Regions from separate parts of the Homo sapiens genome. Here all the other regions are linked to region 1. The links are chromatin contacts, found by Hi-C or POLR2A ChIA-PET in ENCODE. All regions are on one chromosome and are shown on one strand. The core of a region is the stretch at or near the end of the contact, and the rest is flanking DNA. Distances in the headings are between cores, read along the strand shown. Region 1 holds the start of ING3 (inhibitor of growth family member 3). Region 2 holds the start of DOCK4 (dedicator of cytokinesis 4). Region 3 holds the start of IFRD1 (interferon related developmental regulator 1).

What was found. A loop is a pair of places that touch in the nucleus more often than their neighbours do. ChIA-PET counts read pairs that join two places held with the same protein, here RNA polymerase II (POLR2A). Pooled maps may share reads with other maps.
Region 2: a loop to region 1 is called in a pooled map, with 18 times the contacts of the local background. The contact joins the promoter of DOCK4 here to the promoter of ING3 in region 1. A Hi-C loop is called at or near these places in 2 of 50 pooled maps.
Region 3: a loop to region 1 is called in a pooled map, with 18 times the contacts of the local background. The contact joins the promoter of IFRD1 here to the promoter of ING3 in region 1. A Hi-C loop is called at or near these places in 2 of 50 pooled maps. POLR2A ChIA-PET finds 5 or more read pairs at or near these places in 2 of 52 experiments (activated B cell and activated CD8-positive, alpha-beta memory T cell).

The regions. Positions count from the first base shown.
Region 1 is chr7:120,948,394-120,952,921 of GRCh38, reverse strand. It overlaps ING3 (inhibitor of growth family member 3), which reads right to left and starts at 2,145. Exons shown (of 12, transcript NM_019071.3): 1 at 1,998-2,145; 2 at 1,687-1,758. The coding sequence starts at 2,025. RefSeq lists an enhancer at 1,523-1,602.
Region 2 is chr7:112,204,103-112,208,630 of GRCh38, reverse strand. DOCK4 (dedicator of cytokinesis 4) reads left to right here and starts at 2,232. Exons shown (of 53, transcript NM_001363540.2): 1 at 2,232-2,529. The coding sequence starts at 2,493. ZNF277 (zinc finger protein 277) reads right to left here and starts at 1,936. Exons shown (of 12, transcript NM_021994.3): 1 at 1,824-1,936. The coding sequence starts at 1,914. RefSeq lists an enhancer at 1,721-1,840 and a silencer at 2,011-2,360.
Region 3 is chr7:112,447,927-112,452,454 of GRCh38, reverse strand. IFRD1 (interferon related developmental regulator 1) reads right to left here and starts at 1,995. Exons shown (of 12, transcript NM_001550.4): 1 at 1,673-1,995. The coding sequence starts at 1,766. LOC128031837 reads right to left here and starts at 1,968. Exons shown (of 1, transcript NM_001414739.1): 1 at 1,810-1,968. The coding sequence starts at 1,968. The coding sequence ends at 1,810. RefSeq lists enhancers at 1,151-1,270, 1,391-1,440, 1,681-1,970, 1,270-2,087, 2,088-2,905.

The sequences.
Region 1 (4,528 bases), core at 896-3,395:
AAGTGATAAAAATATTTGGTATATGGCATTAAACATCTCATCATGTCATATCCCAACTGAAAGTAGTAGGTACAATCATTTAAACATTAATTCTAGGTAAGTTTTCCCCAAATTATATGCCAAGACTAATCATCTCATTGGATGTCTGCTAAAAAAAAAAAGGAAAAATTAATAAAAAAGATTCTGTTGTTATGTAAGTTGAGAAAAATCTTTTCATAATATACTTCTTTTGGAGATTTCCAGTCCACAATAGCCTTTTAAAGACTCTATGAAGTCCTATGGTTAATTTTTTAGAAGTATGTTCCTTTGTTTAAATAAGCATTTCTGAATTTATTTGGCACACAGTTCTGTTAATCCATAATACCTATTAACTTTAGAAAATTCTAGTTACTGTAAAGAAATGCACGTTTAAAAAGCCTGTAATATGTATAATGTAAGCCCAAATTACAAGAGAATTTAAAATTTTAAACAATAAAATATAAAAATAATTTAAAGTAAGTTACCCTTTATTTAATGCCTACTTTGTATCAGATACTAGAAATTCTAATCCATGTGTAACATTTTAAATCCTTGGATGATTCTCTTTTTATAGACAATGTAAGCCCCTCACAAGTGATAATACAGTCAGAGTCAATGAGTAAATTAGTAAAGCCCTAAAACAAACTCAGATCTGACATCAATGTCTGTGCTCAGTCCTGCAGAGAACACTACTTCAGCAAATCTTCAGCATTTCAACTACACTAAAATTAAAATGAATTTGTGAGATAGCTGGAGAACCACACACACAATTCATACTTCATATCACAATCCACTGAACAGAAAGTGGCTTCCATGCCACCACTTTTTATTATGTGCCACCTGAAACTTACCGGAAAAATATACTCATAAGCAAAGGGTATAGAAGTGGGTGTGTGGTCATGGGCAGAGAAGCCAGGAGCAGTGAAAAGGACAGGTTCTTAGCTGCAGCAGGTGGTCCCTGAGCCACCTATTTATAGTCGTTGCTCTATGAAAGAGCAAAGTTAATTTGGGGAAAAAGTCCTAGAGACTACCAAGCTATCACTGAAAGAAAAAGAAATGTTCATTAACTGCTAAAATTTTTAGTACAGCACATAAGAAACTTTACAGTGAAATCTAATTTCTGTCACTCATTTTAACCAAGAAAATGACGATTCTGTTACAATTTAAAATGTATCTAATGTGTAACTAAGTTTTCAAAATTTGACATTTGCCATGGTCTCTAAAGAGCTATATATAACCTCTGCTTCTGTGCTTTCCACTCTTGAAAAACTGTGAATAGGATGAACTTTAAAATAAGTATAAATGCTGAAATCTAAGTTCGATACGAAAAGGCTCAAGACGACATCTCAACATTTATTATGCTGACGTCCATTGAAACATAGATAACTATGTCAATGACGGTAGAGAAATATTTTTTGCACAATCCCACATTCTAGAAAGGAATACACGTGTCCCAATGCCTCCTGCTCTTGCAAAAGCCAGAAAAAAGTAGCATGGGAGGGAAGGGGAAGGCGAGATTCAGGGCTGCCAGTTCTTTTTGACAACTCCTTATGCACTAGCGGAGTGAGCCAGAGGACAGTGAAAGAGCACTAGGCGCTAGCAGTGATGACAAGCAAGTCTGGCACTGAACGCGCGCAGCGAACAGGAGTAGTAGACGCGCCGACTTACTCTGCACCTGCAGGTCCATCTCGCGCATTTCCGTGAAGCGGTCCCGCAGATCCATAGGAAGCTGCTCAATCACTGTCAAAGGGAGAGTCCGTCAGAGGGGCGGGGCCAACGGCGAAATACGCGCTTACGTCACTGCGCGCGTGCGTCAGGGGGGTCGAGGGGGCCGGCAGCCCACAACGAGGCTGCCAGTTACCGTGAGAAAGAAACATCCCCCGCCGCCCCCTCCCTCCCGCCATCTCGCTGCCCGTCCACTCGCGCTCTTGCCCGCCCGCACGTCCCACTGGCGGCCGCCGCCAGCGCCGCGCACTCACTTTCCAGATAGTCTTCTAGGTACAACATCGCGGCCCTTAGAGCTGAGGGAACAAGGGGGTCCAGGGGTTTATTTGTGTCACTCGCTGTCGCCGGAGTTTTGTCCCCTCCAATATGGCGCCTCCGCTAGCAGCACCCGCTCGACTCCGGCAAAAAAAAAAAAAGAAAAAAAAAAAAACCACTTTGGCGCCTGAGGCGCTTGCCTCACTGCCGCCCGGAGCTGCTATTGGTTGGTTCAAGCAATGACGTAGCCCGGCCGGTGTTCGCCCCCGTGCCTCTGTGGGAAATGTAGTTTTCTTCCTCCTCAGCGAGGGTTGGCGCGCTGGCGGCTCCCCTCGCAGAAACTACGAATACCGGGCGCCATTGCAAACAGTGCGTAACAGAATCCGAAATGCGGTGCCTCTGTTTATTTGTTGATTTTTGCACAGAGAATGGCGGGAGTTGTATGCACCTGCATAACACAACTAGGAACAACTTTTCACCTGTTCTTTGATGTGATTCCATGCCCCGGCGTTTGTGAGTTATGGGTTTCAAGAAGTGCCAGGCAAATAGCAAAGGTTCTAAACACTAGAATAATCAGCAAAGTTCGGGGAATTTGGATTGCTTAAAATAGAACTCTCTACTGGAATTTATCCTCATTATTCACTCTAAAATATAAAAGAGACACCTGGTTGGCTTACGTGTAATTTTAAAATAGTTTATACTGAGACTATGGAGTGAATATACATTTCCCAGATTAAAAGATGCACAAATAGTGTCAGTAGCCACTTATATATTCTAGTTTGCGGTCCATCTAATCGTCATTCTAATGTAATTGATCTATACATACAATCTGCATCCGCAAATAATAATAATAATAATCTTCATCATCACAGTGAGCAGCCATGAATTACGGATGCAGCCTTGATTTCTAATAGGCTGTTAATAGCAGTAACTTTATGTTGAGTAAATAGTCCATATTCGAGGTTGGTTGTCTTCGGCGTTCTTTAGTTTCTACTTTTCGACCTCTCCCAGCAAATGTTTTCCTGTGATATATTTAGTACGTCCCTACTCAGTTTCTTTTTAAATTGTTTTTTATTAAAAACTCTTGCACTCAATAAATGCTAGATATTGTTATTTTCCACTCTTCTTAACTTTTCGATTTTCTGGGGAAATTGTCATTAGTTCATAATTTATTGTTCATTTTCTGTTTTTCAAATTGCAGTTGAAACTGTGTGTGTGTGTTTCTTGCTTTCCTTCTCCATTACATACTCTTGTACTCAAGGTTTTCACTGCTCTTAAGCAGGAAACTTTCCTGTCGTGAATGATGAATCATGATGAATCTCAACGGAACCTTACTTCGATCCTAATAAGAATTAGAATTTTATAGTTTCTAGTTAAGTTTTTCATTACTTCCATCGAAAATCAAGTACTTTCGATCTTTTTCTCCCTTCTTTTTTTCCTCCTTTCTTCGTTTCCCATCCTTCCTTCTTCTGGCTGCTTTTAACATCTCTTTGACATCTTTTTGCAGTTTTGTAGTGATCTAAGTCTGAATTCCTTCCTTATTCCCTTTTCTTTCCTTAAAATTTTAAAATTATGCTTAGGATTTGAGGGGATTCCTGAATTTCAGGATTGGTGCCCTGCAACAATTCTAGAAAATTCTCAGCGTTTGTCTTTTCAGTATTGCTTATTTCTCATTTTTTCCATTAAGACTTTCTCTCTTTATTCTCTTATTTATCTTAATCTTTCTTTTATATGTTTTATTTTAGAATTTTCATAATTTTTCAGGTTTGGAAGTTCTATTCGGTTCTCTTTTCAAGACATCTTATAATTTCTTATACAAATTATTTAGTCTGTATCTTGTTTCTGTTAAACCTAATATTGAAACATTTATGGGCCTTTTAGTGCTATTTCTTCAGAAATGGGCACTTTTACTCATGGTGGCTTTTTCCTGTTGGGTTGCGATTTTGGACTCTGAATTCCTGTTTCTGGGATTACAAGCATAAGGATTCTTTGAGCTGGAGTTGAAATTGAGTTTTCATGGAGAGCATTAGAATTTGCTTGTCAGTTTGTTTGGAGACATCATAAACCCCTAGGACCAGATTAAATTGTCCCCTTGAGGTTTATTGTATTGCACAGATAGATTGAATTTGGGCCTCTATCCCAAATGGATTGTTACAGATTCTCAGAGGAGAATTTTTTTTTCTTTCTTTACTGGGCTCCAAGGCCAAGACAGACATGTTTCATTACTGGCCTATTCTGTGCATGAGGCTTATATGTCATTTACCCTTACATGGAGAGTATAGTCCATTGGGGCCCCAGATTTTTGTCTGCTGTAAGACTCTTCCTTTTAAACTGATACTTGGGTTTATCTTCTGACCCTGGCATGCTGCACAGCTATTAAAGTAAGAGCTCTAGGTGTCCAGAACTTGACAGATAGTCTCTGAACAAAAGCCTACTTTGGCTTGCACTTATTTCTCAGGATATTTTCATTTTCCTTCTTTTTCCCCTTTTATATTCGTTCTGAAAATTCCTTAATTTCCTACTAGTTCAT
Region 2 (4,528 bases), core at 983-3,482, 8.7 Mb after region 1:
CAGAATACGGATTGTAGGATTAAAAAAAAAAAAAGAAGAAGAAGAATATGTTGGAAAGAATATGTACCAAACTCTTATCACTTAATACTCGGGGAGTGGTGCTGTGAGGTGAGGGAATTTTCATTTTTTTTACTTCATACACTTCTGAATGGTTTGAAGTGCTTTTAAAAACTTTTAAACTTGTAAAATTTAAAAATAAATATTTTTAAATATTTTACATTTTTGAAAGGCATATCCTTTTTTTTTGTTTTGTTTTTGATACAGAGTCTTGCTCTGCCTCCCAGGCTGGAGTGCAGTGGTGGATCATGGCTCACCACAACCTCCGCCTCCCGGGCTCAAGGGATTCTCCTGCCTCGGCCTCCCGAGTAGCTGGGACTACAGGCATCCGCCACCACGCCCGGCTAATTTTTGTATTTTTAGTAGAGACGGGGTTTCACCATATTGGCCAGGCTGGTCTCGAACTCCTGACCTTGTGATCCACTCGCCTCGGCCTCCCAAAGTGCTGGTATTACAGGGGTGAGCCACCGTGCCCGGCCATTTTTTAAAATAAGTTAGACTGTGAGATAAATTCACCAGTTTAGATCTTAAACTGGTAGCCCTCTGGAACTTTGAAAATCTAGGAAACCGTAATAGTCTGTTACCATCAGATAGCCCAATATATAACCAACCCAAAAATAAACCATTAGGGTGTTAAATTCAATATTTAACTCAGGAGACTACCAAAGATTTGTTTGGTAGAGGTACTAAAATAATTTCAGAGTAGGGAGTTCCACTGTTGGGAAGTGGGAAAAAACTGCACTTCAACTCTGTGCCGCTGAGGTAAATACTTAAGATGATATCAATTTAACTGTGAAAGCAAAAACAAATAAATCGAAAAACAAAGTCGCAACAGTCTGAGAACTATATTTAAGCCCCAAACCATGTTCATCAGAAAAAGACAACTTGTGCTAAATTACACATCAAGACAAAAATGGGGTGGGGGGAATGGGGGAGGGATAGACTAAAGGTAAAAGAGTCCTAAACACAATCCACCTGCAGCTTTCAAAATTTGGTTTTTTATTCCTACAGTGGATCAGAGGACAACCTGAAAGTCAGGTACAGCCAAAGTTGTGATGGTTTTCAAAACTCTTTTCAAATGTTCTTTGAAGCCACGAGTGCAAATTATCTATCACTTTCCTTTTCTTTCTCTAAGGACCCAGAGACTGGGAAGATCTCTCAGGCTCCACATACAAATCTGAAGAACACCCAGAGCAGTTAACCATCTACAGGGAGGTTGTGAGATACACACACTTTCCCTTCAGAGGTCACCTCAGCCACAAACTGGGCAAATCTGTAGAGTGGAGAGCAGTGACCACCAGTCTGCGACTGGAAATACTCCGGAAGCTAAATAAAACACACCTGCGAGGTCAAACCAAGCAAACCAAGGCAGTGTACTGGTGAGGAGAAAGAGCTGCTAATCCCAAAATTATAAACACACGCGCGCGAACCAGATCTGAACCAAACCCACTCAGCAGCTAGCTCAAAGCTGGGAGCTCCAAACCAGAAGACAAACGCTCAGGGAGCTTCCCCGGCGGAGGGGAAGGCCATTCCATGGCATTTTCTCCGCCATCCCATGGCATTTTCTCCGCCATCCCCGGGCAGCCCCAACCAAGTAGCCGCCACCGGCTCCAACCCATCCCGCTGGGCCACCACCCGTGGGGCCCAGTCGAACCCAGGTGGCCCCAGAGCTGAAGGGCTCCTAGGGTCAGACCAGAGGTCCGTTGCACACCCGGTCATAGAGAAAGGAAGACACATCAGCCGCGCCTCCGGGGCACCGTACTCACCCCCATAACCTACACCCCCGACTGTGCTGCAGCTCCCATCACGGTCTTCCTGCATTCGGGCGACAGCCCCCTGGGTCTTGGAAGCAGCCATTACCCGGCAGAAAAGAAAAGGGAGGGCCGCAGGGCGGGTCGGAGGCGGGGTGGCACCAGTAGAAACGCTACTGGAGGCGAACTCCCCGTCGACGTAATGTTTTCTCCACACCTACGCCGCGCTCTGGACCAATAGGACGCAATCAGTAAAACTGAATCCCCGCCCCGAACCACATTTGCCGCGCCCACTTCCGGGATGGGGAGGCCAAGAACTACAATTCCCAGCGTGCTGCGGGGCCCTGGGACGGGAGGGCTGGACTAGGCGCTGGCGGGCGGGGGTGCGCCGGAGAGTGCCCCGGCGTGTTCGCTTAGTTCAGTGAATCAGAACAATGACTGCGCCGCCGGGTACCCGGGAGCGCGTCGGAGGACTGTGAGCAGCCGCCGCCGGGAGAGCTGCGGGCGGCGCAGTGTCAACGCTGGGCTCGGGAGCCTCCAGCGCAGATCCTGCCCAGCGCCCGCAGCCCGCGCGAAGCCGCTGGGCTCCGGCACTGCAGCGCTGCTCGGGGACTGTGCATTGTTGTGAGCCGGAGAAGGGGCGCGGGGATTACAAAGCCTGAAGACCCCGGAGCCCCTTTAGCCATGTGGATACCTACGGAGCACGAGAAATACGGCGTGGGTGAGTCTCCGCGGGGCGAACTTTTATTCTGCTCTGGCCCGAGCGAGTGCGCATTTCTCGTCCTTGCCCCCGCGCCCCTCTCGCTCCGCCCGGTTGAAAATGCCTAATCCTGGCATCGCGCAGCTGGTACGGGGCTTTGCCGAGCCAGCTCCAGGCAGAGGGCTGCGCACCAGGCTCTCGCCCCGCACCGCCTGCTCGGCGCGCCCCGCACTGGTTCCCGAAGCGCCGGGACAGCTTGGGGGAGCGCGCGGCCGGCCCGCTAGCTTCGGGCTCTGCCTGCGGAGTTTGGAGTGGCGACTGGGCGTGTGTGTGTGTGTGTGTGTGTGTGTCAAGTTGGAAGAGGAGGCGAATGGGGTTTCTCTCCTTCCTTACCCTTCTTCCCCAAAGCGACAGGGAGCTGCAACGGTTCCTCTGGGTGGAGAGGGAGACAACAACACTCGGGCAGAGAGAACACCCCCAAAACAGTAGGGAGGCGCAAACCCTTCCCTCTGGCTCGGATCGACATTCCCGGAGTGTGGAATGTGGCAGGGTCCTGGAGAGAGCCGCTCTGACAAGCTGAGCCCTCTCTGACCCTCCTCCCTCTCTGCGATCCCGGATTTATGGGGTGTGTATGTTGCGGGGCGGGGGCATTGGTAAATTTCAACATCTGCGCCGCTCGGTTCTTTGGTCTTTGGAGAAGAACGGGTATTTCAGCAGTGTTTTTACTTCTGGCCACCCTCTCGACCCCGGGTGAGCGCAGTGGGGGCGGTGTGGCGGTACAGGGCTGCTGAGTGATAAATGGGGAGGGGGATCGGAAAGCCTGGTTCTTGGGGGCAGGGAGATAGCTTTTAGGAAAGCATACCCTGACACTGGCGTTCGGAGAAAAAGGAACAGGATAGCTCTCGCTGTTCTGTGTAAAGGTGAACAACAAAGGACATTAATGTTGACTGATGAATACAGGAGTCTCCCTTCCTTTTCCTCCTCCCATTTCAGGCGGGTTACAGTTCCCGTTTTTGTTGTTTGATTTCAGCTGGGTCGCCCCTTGACAGTTACTCCTTTTAGGGTTGAGACTATTAAGAAGCCAGGCTCTCCGACAAGGCTGCAGCCGGCCAAATGCAATTATAACCTCCCAGAAGGTCTAACAGAAAGCATTATGGATTTTACTAACACTCTTTATTTCCTATAATGCCCTGTTCTGCCGACTGGTGTACTTTGTGTGTGTGTGTGTGTGTGTGTGTGTTTTAAAATTGAGGACAGGTCTAGTGATTTAGGTGATGTGTAGATATCTGCTTATGTTCTAAATTCATTTTCCTGCAATTTAAAACATCTGGAAAGCCTTCCCAGGGAGTCGTAGTCCGAGGGGATTTTTGTTTTTTTTTTTCCCAACTTTGCCTGGGGATAGGACTTTGGGGTCCATTGAAAGGACTGTAGGATTCAACAAAATCATTCCCACATTTCACGTTAGCTTCCATTCTGGATTGTGACTAATTACCAAGACAATAGTTTGACCTGAACCCACCTTTGGGAAAGGTTTCCAGCTTTCCCTCCTTCAAAGTGTCAGAGGAGTCTTTGCCAGCCTCTTTACTGGCAAGGAGTAGATGTTAGTAGTTGTTATTTTCGTTCTCCTCACTCTTCTCTTTTTTGGGAGGTAGATTAACCCTTGCTAGGGAAAAAGATAGTCCCTTTGCTGGACTGGTGAGGGACCCGAGGGCATCGCCTCCTAAGCGGCTTTAACACTCAGTGCAGGAAGCTCAGATCCATCCAGGCAAAACTGTCCTGCTTGGAGTCGATCCCAGATGTTGCTTTCTTCCAAGTGTTAAATTATACAGATTATGGATGGGATTTATTTTCTTGATTTCTTCATGTGCCAGGTCACAGCTGGGGTGCTGGTATCGATTAGTTCCTCTCTTGCCTTTCTTTACAAGCGGTGGGCAGAGGCTTAAAAACCACTCTGGGATTTCCTGGAATGGCAAACCGGATATTATCAGTCAAATGTTTTGGGCTGCAGCAGACACCTCGG
Region 3 (4,528 bases), core at 746-3,245, 8.5 Mb after region 1:
AAGAAATATCCTCAGACCAGGCACCGTCCCAGCATTGTGGGAGGCTTAGGCAGGAAGATCCCTGGGGACGAGGGACTCGTGACCAGCCTGGCCAACATAGACCTTGTCTCCACAAAAAATGTAAAAAATAGCCAGGAATGGTGTCACATGCCTGTAGTCCTAGCTACAGGAGGCTGAGGAGGGAGAGCTGCTTGAGCCCAGGAGTTAAGAGGTTGCAGTGAGCTATGATCACACCACACCGCACTCCAGCCTGGGCGACAGAGCCAGACTCCCTCTTTCCCTTAACAAAAAAAAAAAAAGTATCCTCAATTCACATAGAGCAACCAGAGGCCACAATAAATTACATATTTTACATCTTGATAAAGAATGAATTTCATCAACATGGAGAGCATTCAAAATAAAGAGGCACCTAAAAAATGTAAAAAATTGCTGTTTTAAGAATCCCTCCCTATGGTCAATTATTAAATGTTTAATACATGATCACGAGTTTTTGAGCTTTTTTAAATGCCAGTTTCCAATAACCTTTAACAACATAACCCCATATTTACTTTTCTTGTGAACAAAGGCATATCATTCTGAGTGGCAGCCGTGGCAGAGGGGCAACTGTGTCCAAAAATACCTGATGGCTAATAGTTCCAGTGTGATAACGTCGGAGAATACTCCAATATTTAACTCCTGTTTAAATTTCTAAATAAAATATTACCCAGGTTATTTAATACTCGATTTGAGTTTATTGGGGTCTCTCCTAGAAGGGCCTTCCAATTCCAATTGGAATCCTTTTTCTTAACCATATAATAAGTAGAAAACCATAAGTTCAGTTAAGCACCTACTCATCCCACCCAGGAAAAGTTTCAACTTCGTAGCGAGGGCACAATAACCTCAACTTTTAGCCAACTGCAACCTAAGCTCCTCACCACCCTGCCTCTCTGGGGCTCACTGCAGAGAACATATAGAATGCAGCACAAAGGAGAACGCGTTTCTTCCCCCCGTGAGCAGGAGGTCGCCTCGGGTGGTCGCAGAGGTGCTAGAGGTTCAGGGCTTCTGCAGGTGCCAGTTAGGGGAAGGAGCACAGCCTAGGGGGGAGAAAGTGGTCCCCCCGCCTCCGACGCCTTCGCCTGGCCAGGTGGACCTGCGAGACGGAAAGCTTCCCCAGCGCCTCTGCGTCACCCCGGGCCCACCGCGCAAGGCCCAGGCCGCGTGACGCAAGAGCCCGTCCAAACCCGCCGGACGTCTGGCATCCCAGGAGCTCCATGTTGGAGCCAGGGTGTCAAAGGCGGCCAGTGACGGCACGGGCTCAACTCCCCGTTCTTCCCCACCCGTGGTCGGGGAGAGATCGGGCGAGATCGCCGCCGAGAAAGGAACTCTGACAATGGTTCCTTTCCCGCCCAGCTCCCGGTCAGCCCCTGTCCCGACACACTCTCAGGCCCAAGGACCCGTTCCTCCCTGCCCCCACGGCCGGTGCCCAAGAGTCCGGTTCGCACGCCAGATCTAAATCGCGCGAGGAGCAGCGCCCAGGGCACGCTGGGAATTGTAGTTCAGTAGCCAAACCACGCACCCTGGAAATGCAAATGTGTACATCAGAGAAAGAACTACAACTCCCACCGTGCCGAAGCATGGAAGACTCGCCAGCCTGGCCGGCAACTGGGATGCCGGCGGCGGGGATACCCCTTACCTGCTGTCGCCGCCGTCGCTGCGGCTGCTCCTGACCCGCCGCCGCCAGCACTGCTACCGCGGTGGGGAGTGTTCCGCTTCTTGTTCTTCGGCATCGTGGGACGCCCGGTGCCGCCCAGAGTCGGAGCTTAGCGAGGATCAGCCGATGGAGCTGCACTTTTTACTCGTGCGTCTGTGCGGCGGGCGGCTGAGAGGCGAGTCTTCGGCTAACAACAGAGTCGAGAAGCGGCGGGGGTAAGAGTGGGCGGTGGCGGCAGCAGAAATCCCCGTGAAGAGCTGTGATCGAAAACGATACATGTTTCTCTCTAGCGCGGGAGCTAAGGCGGGGCAGGGGAGGCCACGACGCCTTAAGTAGCAATACCGCCACCTGACGTCACTCTGTGGGCGGGGCTTGAGCGCTTCCCAACCAATCCCTGCACACCTCCCCACTGGACGCCTCCGTCGGGCGGGGCGCGGATCCTACCTACAAATCCCATGCGGCCAGTCTTCCGTCCGCGCCCAGGGAGCCTGTCTTCGTGGCCTCACTGAATTCTGGGAAACGTAGTAAGGCTGGGGCCGGGGCCTCCTCCCAGCCGTCTCTTCCCAACGGGCTTTTCTGCCCACTTGCTTTTCTCCTGGTGACCCCACCCCTGCCTCGGCGCGCCCCCGCCTTGGAACTGGGTGAGGTAGGCACCGGCGATGCACAGTGGGGCGAGTATGCCCTATGACGAGAGTCGGCTTCCAGCTGGCAGCTATGCAATCACCTTTGCTTCTCTTTCTCCGGAGGCTGGTGTTCTCCTTAACCTTTCCCCTACTTCCCTGCGGCACCTGCCAGGCACGCAGCCTTACCTCTCCTGGGTAACATTTCCATGGTTTTAGTTTTAACTAGTTCCATGAACTACTTAAGCCATCATCAGTACTGTACCTGTAATTGGACCGTGGTTCAGGGTTATGTGCCCCCCATCCCCCCCCCCCCCCAAAAAAAGGGATGCTTTCGTCTACTTAGTTGTGGAGTTCGTGTATATCTCAGATTCTAGACTAGGAATATATGACGATTCAGCGTTGTGGGTTTCTATACAAGAATGTGTCCCTTGACAATACTACCTGCCAGTTCTGAGAATTTCACAGCTGGTAAAACAAACACAAGTTATACAGATCAATAATCGCAGTGCTGCCTTTTTTCTCAAGGCACTCCTAGATCTCTGTCTTCCTTGTTAGGACATTTGTCTAGTATTTAGAGCCTGTTATTAGGTTCATATACTATGCTTATGACAGATCAAAGTCCCTGACTCACCTCAATGTAGGTGAGTCATCCGCCACTCCACCTCTCAGCTGAGCTCTATTCTATTTTCAATTGCCTGTAGCAAATTTCCACCAGAATGTTCCACTTGTGCCTCAACCCAACATCTCTGAAACGAATACTATATTTCCTTCTTCCTGTCTTCCCTTTGTTCACTGTACTATTTATTATCCTCCCATATGTTAAATTCCAAAACTCAAATTCATAGTCTTTTTTCCCTTTGATGCACCACCCCCTCCCCACCCGCAAAGCAATTAGTTTTAAAATAGCACTCTTAAATTCCTGTCCTATTCTGTGATCACATGTGACCTCAGTTCATGCCTGGGCATTTTAAGCGATCTCCCAGTCTTTTCATCCATGTTTCATGCACAGTAATGCTGCCAGATTTATTTGTGTGTTCCCTATTTTACTAATCCACCTGCTTTAATAGTTGCTCAAAAACATTCCATGGCTCCCATGACTAACTTTAAATGCCAACCCTTTTAGCCTGGCCCTGACTCCCTTTCCAGCCTCATCTTTCACTGCTTCCTCATACAGTTCTTGTTCTTCAGCCAAACAGGACTGCTTTTCATTTCCAATACACGGCTCTCTTCTCCTACCTCCATTTCCTCATTCATATTCTTTCCTGTTCTTGTAATGCCTTTCCTCCCATCTTCACCTTAAGAAATTTTATCCACCGTTCAAGATGTAGCTCATGCTGCCACCTTCCTGAAGCCTCCAGCCAGAAGTTTCTTCCTCCTCACAACTCTTTGACACTCATCCTAATAATGCCCTAATGGCACTTATTACCTCCCCACACGGCCTACTCAAAGATGCTATTTAATGGGCAACATTTCAGGGTTGCTTTTACTTTGTTTAATCCTGAAGCAGCCAGTAAACTGCACAGAGCACAGAAACCAAATACGGAGGCAGGTTGTGGGGGAGGAAGCAGCTCACACTGACTCCTTGTATCTAGAGGCACACTGCAACTCAGTGACAGGGCCTATACAGAATGAGATGTCTCACAGAATTGTAGACTCAATAACTTTTATAACCCTAGGCTCTTCACCATCCAGAAACAATTTATACTATACATAAGGCAACAGTTTTGCCACTCTGGAGTCACATCACCTAGGCCTAACATCCAGGTTCCAGCCCTGGAAACGTGTGCTTTGCATTTGGGGCAGGGGCTTTTTTTCCAAATCCCTTCACATCCACTTAGTCGTTCTGCGGCAGGCCTGGCCATGGCCCACCACATCATATACGTACTTGTTTTACATTTATTTGTGAATACATCTGTCATCTCATGAAATTATCAGCTTCCCAAGAACAAAAATCTTTTCCTCTTTTTAATTTCTTTTCTTTTTTTCTTACTTTTCTTTCTTTTTTTTTTTTTTTTAAATCTACAGGCCCAGGAACTTGAAAAAATCTTGCTGTATCCCTCATGGCACAAAAGGAAGTGTTACATTTGAAATTGAAATTATAGTCAGTATATATATAGTTAAATGAACATTTAAGAAATAATTGTTGACTAGATTTTTCTGGATCAAGGAAAGGGAGAAACTTATGTATCACTACATACATACATTCTGGATCAAG